Regions from separate parts of the Homo sapiens genome. Here regions 2 and 3 are each linked to region 1. Evidence: chromatin loops called from intact Hi-C (ENCODE). Cell type or tissue: heart left ventricle. All regions are shown on one strand. Region 1 overlaps BMP2K (BMP2 inducible kinase). Region 2 overlaps BMP2K (BMP2 inducible kinase). Region 3 overlaps BMP2K (BMP2 inducible kinase).

Region 1 (2,500 bases):
CTTGAGAGAAGTGCAGAAAATACCAAGCACATCAGTGTAATATAAGTAGGGAGTAAGAGTAAGAGATTAAGGCTGGAGAGGTAGGTTGGAGGTCATACTGAACTGGAGGTTCAGGTCAGGGGGTCCTGAATCCTAGAGTAACGAGTTTGTACTTTACTTGGTTAGGCAAGTAAGAGAGTGACATGAGCATAAGTCCATTTTAGGAAGAATAAACTGGAAGGAATACAAGAATTGGTTTGGCAAGGAAAGAGTCTGAAAGAACAGTCCAAATGCTAATATAATTCTCTAAACGAGATGTATTAAGGACCCAAATTAGGGCTGACAGCATTGGAAACAAAAGGTACCCAATTTCCCACACATATCAAGGGTAAACTTTGTATCTGTAAACTTCATCAGAGAAAGTACTGTCATACCTCCTCCTCATATATTCTTTTTGAATAAAAAGGTTTTGTTTTGTTACTAATACTCTCTAAAATACATATATTGTGCATGAGTCTCTTAGAGAACACAATCAAGATAGTAAAATAAGCAATTAAGGTGGCATGCCCACTGAAACTAAATAGTATTCTGAAATGTCACACAATTTAATTTGAGCTTCTACCCGGATCTCAAGGACTAGCATGTAAGGCAACTTCTTAGAAAAGACCTTTTTCCAATGATTAAAAAATAATTTTAGGCCGGGCGCAGTGGCTCATGACTGTAATCCCAGCACTTTGGGAAGCCAAGGTGGGCAGATCACCTGAGGTCAGAAGTTAAGAAACCAGCCTGGCCAACACGGTGAAGCCCTGTCTCTACTAAAAATACAAAAATTAGCCAGGTGTGGTGGCAAGAACCTGTAATCCCAGCTACTTGGGAGGCTGAGGCAGGAGAATCACTTGAACCCAGGAGGCAGAGGTTGCAGTGAACCACAACTGCAGCACTGCACTCCAGCCTGGGCAACAGAGCAAGACTCCGTCTTGAAAAAATAAAATAAAATAAAATAAAAATAATTTCATACTTTAGGATTAAAAAATAAATTGCCATTCCATTGTGAAGTCTGTCAAAGAACTCAAATTGTATAACGATCAAACACAATCCTTTCATTATGGTCTCAATCCTGAAATTGTTCATTGCTATTCCTCCCTGTCCCATGCTCCTCATTTATCTAAAAGAGCAGTTAAAATCAGTTACATAGACAGAATCCAAGAATACTAAAATGGAAAAAGATGTTACAAATTCATTTTTTCCACTTCATTTTTTTCTTGAGGAAACTGAAGTCAAAACGTCACAATGCAAGTTAGAGGCAGAACAGGGATTACCAGCTGGTATTTTTCCCCGATAGATGCGTCCAAGAAGGCACTATTTCAAAGATAATTAAAAATGTTAAAATGGGCAAACTAGTAACAACAATCATTCCATATTTTAAAATAATACTTACTGCAAAATGCCTCTAATGTTACTGCAATTCTACAAGACTAGGATAAACCAAAAACAAAGTCTCTCTGTAGAAAAGGCCTTACAACCACTTTCCTGCAGAGAGAGACTTTTGAAACAGTTAGCAGACATGTGCTGACTGACCTCATTTGTAAAGCTGATACACATAGACAAAGAATCTCCAAATTAACTAAGTGCCCAGCTATTTAAAACAGCTCAGTCATTAACCACTCAACTTCCCAACTTAGTCCCCTAAAAATAGCAGGCTGTGGGTAGATGAATGGTTCACCAGATGCATGCAAGATAAAACAAAGGAATAAACAGTCCCAATCTTTTGGAGATGAAATATTATACCCGACCACTAGAAAAGTGTGGCAGCTTTGAAATGGTAGTTCAAGACTCTTAACTTTGGAATCCCAAGTCAAGGCTTTAATCATTTTGATAACTACCAAATGAGCTCTATTGGATGTATATGAAACTACTTCAAGTTCTGACAAAAAAATAGGAGGGAAATGGTGAAAGAAAACCAAGATAATATACAAGATCAGAAAGAACACTATATAAGACCCAGGATCAACATAAGGACATCCGTCTCACTTTCTAGTACATTCTCTAACATTGACAACATCAAGGACCTTTTCCAAGTTTCCCTACTGTGCACCCCATGATGAAACATACTAACAAATATTAATTCATTTTCATTATTTTTAAAATATCGAAGACATAGCCTTTTCAATCTGCCCAGCATGAGAATGTCAGTATTAACCACAATAGTTGACTACAGCCTAAAAGCAAAGATATTTGGCATGTTTGTACAATTTAGCACTTTTATTTTTATTTATTATTTATTTATTTATTTATTTATTTTGAGACAGCGTCTTGCTGTGTCACCCAGGCTGGAGTGCAATGGCTCTATCTCACCTTACTGCAACCTCTGCCTCCTGGGCTCAAGGGATTCTCCTGCCTCAGCCTCATGAGTAGCTGTTATTATAGGCACGTGCCACTATGCCCGGCTAATATTTGTGTTTTTAGTAGAGATGGGGTTTCACCCTGTTGGCCAGGCTGGTCTCGAACTCCTGGCCTCAAG
Region 2 (2,500 bases), 50 kb before region 1:
TCAGGCTGGTCTCGAACTCCTGACCTCTTGATCCGCCCGCCTCAGCCTCCCAAAGTGCTGGGATTATCAGTGTGAGCCACGGCGCCCAGCCAATTATTTTTACTTCTATTGGAAAATGCGGGACTAAAATATTAATATACATGAAGAAAATTAGGCAAATGAAAACCGAGGTAATTACTAATTCCAGGAAAAAAAAAGGATAAGAAAATACAACTACAGACACCATTAAATGGGAAAATAAACACTGATTTGGTCCAAAACCTGAGAATATCTATACTAGAAGTAAAATTCCTATCTTTTCTTAGAGACAATATCTAAAACATCAAAAGTAGCACTAGAAAACTTTCTTTCAAGAGCCTCTTCATGCACAGAATTATATACTTCCCTTGATTTTCTAAGTCCTTTCTCTTTTGTACCCTTAAGAAATCACTAAAATTACTGATTCTCTTTTATATAATGCAGTGTGGAAATATGGAAGTAAATATAAGAAACATCTCAAATATTTTAAAGGGACTACCTCTGAGAAGAGGGATGAGGCAGGAGGGTACTGATTCAGCCACAGCTTAAGATATTTGACTTTTTTTTTTTTTTTTTTTTTTGACACGGAGTCTCGCTATGTGCCCAGGCTGGAGTGCAGTGGCGCGATCTCGGCTCATTGCAAGCTCCACCTCCCGGGTTCATGCCATTCTCCTGCCTCAGCCTCCCGAGGAGCTGGGACTACAAACACCTGCCACAACGCTCGGCTAACTTTTTTTTTGTATTTTTAGTAGAGACAGGGTTTCACCGTGTTAGCCAGGATGGTCTCGATCTCCTGACCTTGTGATCAACCCGCCTCTGCCTTCCAAAGTGCTGAGATTACAGGCGTGAGCCACCGCACCAGGCCAACTATTTGACTTTTTAAACCATATATACAAATTACTTTGATAAAAATTTTAAATTTCATATACCACAGAGCTTGATGATTTGAATACCGGATAACTATTTCTAAAAAATTTTTAAAACAAAACAATGCATTCCTCAAAAAACAGATATGATCATTCTTCTACTTTAAAATAAAATTTGCCCCTAAAACTTGAAGGTCATTTGATTCCCCTTTTAAGATGTCTTCTAAGTGACAATTAAATTAATCCAAGGTTATGATTATGCTTGATTCAAGTATCTTTTAAAAGTTACAAGTAGTCAAGGGCTACAAGTAAACTCTAAGAATTAGCACTATAAATGCTAGAATTCAGGAAAATGGGGTAGAAAAAAATCAGCATCTTCTCCTAAAAGAGATCACAGTACAGTACTTTATAGTAGAGAAGATAAGATATAAAGAAAAATCAAGAAACATCTGGTTGTTAAATATTGTGTATGGAAATAAGTTACAAATACATCACGGTAGGTATTGTCACATTGATTCACTTCATTTTCCCCATCCTTTCCTCCTTAAAATACTGCAGTAAACAAGATCATATTTTCTCCAACATCACCATCATCCCCCTCTTTTTCCGCAACCTTCAGGAAACTGTAAGAGTTTCTGGGATAGTAATTAACAATCATTACTTTCTGAAGAGAATGTAAATGTAAACCAGGGCTCCCTAGAACCACAAGTGCCAAATATGGCTTGCAAGTTTGTAGGAAATAGAATATTTGCCTCCACCTTTCCACACATTAAAATTTTTAAGGACAGACGCGGTAGCTCATGCCTGTAATCCCAGCACTTTGGGAGGCTGAGGCGGGCGGATCACGAGGTCAGGAGATCGAGACCATCCTGGTGAACATGGTGAAACCCCATCTCTACTAAAAATACAAAAAATTAGCCGAGCGTCGTGGCGGGCACCTGTAGTCCCAGCTACTCGGGAGGCTGAGGCAGGAGAATGGCATGAACCCGGGAGGCCGAGCTGGTAGTGAGCCGAGATCGCACCACTGCACTCTAGCCTGGGCGACAGAGCGAGACTCCGTCTCAAAAAAAAAAAAAAAATTTAAATGTCAGGAATTTTTTTATGATGATGATGATGATTAAGGTATGCTATACAAGTAAATATTTATTTTAAAACATCACATTAGGTCCAAATAAAATGTGATTTTCTATATCTAATGTTTACAAACACCACCAAGAGACTACATAAAACAGGTTTATAAAGTCTATAGATCAAAATGCATCCTCCAAATTTGTTAAATTTAATGTTTACAATAACGTAGTAGAGTTCTGGAAAAATCTTACAACATTAATATTGACATATTATCCTCTTCTTGGTTGGATTACAGAAGAATTCTATGGAGAGCAAGAACTGTAACTCTGTACCTGCTTAGATTTCCTATTTTAAACTCAATATCACTTTTCTCATTCTGCGTTTACATGCTCATATCATAACTGCAGTAACTATGACTAGGTTTTAAATAATGTTTTAACAATATTCCTAATTAGATAATGAAAGGTAAGATTACAATAAGTGACTAGAATTAGTTAGCAGCTACCCTGGAAATAACAAAGATACCTAGTAACCCATTTAAGGAG
Region 3 (2,500 bases), 60 kb before region 1:
ACACTCTGACTGGTGAGAGAGTCTGAATACTACTACTGTGGAGGAATGACCTAAGAAGCCAGAAATATAAAGTTCACCAAAACAGGATTTTTATTCACTATACCCCCACCCCAGCATCAAAAAAGTGTTGGCCCTTAATAAATACTTGTCAACTGAATGAATGGTAAGTCCATTAATTGAGCCACAAAGGACAAAACCCCTCATGAACTTTTGTTCATCGCTAATAAAACATTCAATTGAACCTTATACTTCAAAAGGCAACAGCAAGAAATAAAATGTCTAGCAGGTCAGGGATGCTTGGACAGAATCCTATACAGCAGCCACTAAACATCACAATCCAATAAATTTTTAAAATTATATACATGTATTCTCCAATAAGCCAATTCAATACTTTATTATTCTTGTATTCTTCAGGACTTTATATATTTACTAACATGTTTGTTTTTATTAAATCTAACATAATCATCATAGGCTAAGTTTCCTGAGTAGTAGTATGTAGCGTAGAAATCTACAGTATTATACAAATGGGCCAGAGTAAAATCAGCTCTATTTGAACTATTTCAAAATATTGCAGTTCAAATGATGGCTCTGACATAGTATTAGGCAATAGAGAATTTGTGAGGAAGTGATGAAAGGCAACTCAGAAAAGGTTAACTATTTAGAAAGTCCTATTCTGAGAGATCTTCCTGCATTCTGTATCACTTTATTAAGATAACCTAAAATTTACAAATAGTTCCATTTTCTAAAAGTAGAAAGCAGAAGAGTCAGCGAAAGATTCTCACAGGTACTTTAGCAACCACAGAAAGCACCGGATTAAGAGAACATAAAGTAGATATGACATATTTCCATTCCAGAGCTTTCCAGTATAACATTACAAAGTAACAGTGATGATGCAGTCTTAACACTTTCATTTTCTACACAGTTTTCAATGCATAAAAAGTCAATCCTTTTAATATTAAATAAGAAGTAAAAGCTTAAATGTTTTCAAATAATTTAACTTTTTCTTAACAAGGACAAATCCTCAGTATCAGTAAAAACAAAGATGTTTAACTGAATTCAATAATCATTTCAAACTCCCTTTAACAATTTCACTAATTACTACAGCTTATTTAACAAATTTTACAAATCTGTTTACAATGTAGACTAAAAAAATCTGCATCTATGGCAAAATATATTTCCTACTGAGCTAGATCAGACATGAATTAATCAACATCTATGGCACAGAAATATTTCAAAGAAATCTATAAATGAAATACCTAAAATTTGTATTAGCAGTGCTGGCCAGAGACTCAAGTTAACTTAAAATTACCATGACAAAAGTGCAATAAAGACAAATACTTACTTTTTAATTTCTTCTTCTACTACATTAACTCCATCTTTTTGAGGATTAAGAAATTTATTAGTGGCACTGCCAAAGTCACAAAGTACATAGTTCCCACCATCATTCAACAAAATATTTTCTACCTTAAGAAAAGAAAATCAATAATGAGTAGTATTTTCAAAGTGAAAATTAACTTTTTACAATCTTTGTAAAAAATGGTTATTTGTACATACGAAGCTTATTTTTACACAATAAACACCGAAGGGTATATGCCATATACAAAAATAAGTATACATGTGCCATATATATACATATATGTGCACAGTGCACACACACATATATAGACATAAGATACCCAAATTATGAGGAAGGTCAAATGAATGGGAGCAAAAATATACTATGTCTACTGCTTCTCTTACTAAGAACAGAGAAATGCTTCTTCCAACCCAGGTTGATTTGTACAGGGGCAAAGAAACCCTAAATCCTATCTAAAACTGTTTTTATAAAAGAGAAGAACTAGTACCTGGCAGAGTCCAGCTTCTCTCTTTTACTATACTTCCAATTTTCTCCTTTTCTGACACTTAAGCTTCTCTATAGATAATAACAGAAACTACTGGAATTCCATCTTTGATTTCTAGTACCATTTTTATTTAAAATACTACACTGAAAAAATACAAATTTGACTTAATTTGGAGATCAGGGTTGTAGTAATTAAAATAAATTATTATAGTCAGTTTCTTGAACAGTAAAATATGGGTTCAGAGCCCAATCTCCTACTAACTAGCATATGGACCCTTGGACAATCTGCTTAACCATTCATGTGCATTAGTTTCCTTACGTAAAATGGGGACAATTAGAATATGAATCTGCCATATGGAACTGTTGTGAACATTAAATGAGTTAAAATATGTAAAGTGCTTAGAACAGTCTGGAATATGGTAAGCACCTAATAAATTACTATTACATGTTTTTTCCATAATGTCTTTTATTTTTATGATAGTCTTAGATAAGTAATTCATTTATTTCCATTTTATCGAAATACTGTTTTATTATAACTTTTCTTCTATATTTCACTTTAGTATACTTTTTTAAAAATTTGTACAAAATAAAGATTCAGAAAGAAATCTACTTAGAACATATATTTTTGCATAAGTTTACACATAAAAAGCACTAAGCATA

The links. A loop is a pair of places that touch in the nucleus more often than their neighbours do. Peaks named below come from ENCODE experiments on the same cell type or tissue, not always from the same donor. Only the 100,000 strongest peaks of a DNase experiment are listed, where the experiment ranks them.
Region 2: a loop joins it to region 1, with 2.0 times the contacts of the local background. A loop is called at or near these places in 10 of 110 quality-filtered maps.
Region 3: it touches region 1 in a loop (2.5-fold over the local background); 15 of 110 quality-filtered maps call a loop at or near these places.

Annotation. Positions count from the first base shown.
Region 1 is chr4:78,783,587-78,786,086 of GRCh38, reverse strand. The region is part of intron 1 of BMP2K (BMP2 inducible kinase); the gene reads right to left. Among named protein-coding and RNA genes, the nearest start is that of BMP2K, 8.5 kb to the right of the region's middle. In heart left ventricle, no CTCF peak of the experiment used is centred here; no DNase peak of the experiment used is centred here; H3K27ac peaks cover 1,308 bases.
Region 2 is chr4:78,833,727-78,836,226 of GRCh38, reverse strand. All of the region lies in intron 3 of BMP2K (BMP2 inducible kinase), which reads right to left. Among named protein-coding and RNA genes, the nearest start is that of BMP2K, 59 kb to the right of the region's middle. In heart left ventricle, no CTCF peak of the experiment used is centred here; no DNase peak of the experiment used is centred here.
Region 3 is chr4:78,843,892-78,846,391 of GRCh38, reverse strand. It overlaps BMP2K (BMP2 inducible kinase), which reads right to left. Exons shown (of 16, transcript NM_198892.2): 5 at 1,343-1,464. Among named protein-coding and RNA genes, the nearest start is that of BMP2K, 69 kb to the right of the region's middle. In heart left ventricle, no CTCF peak of the experiment used is centred here; no DNase peak of the experiment used is centred here.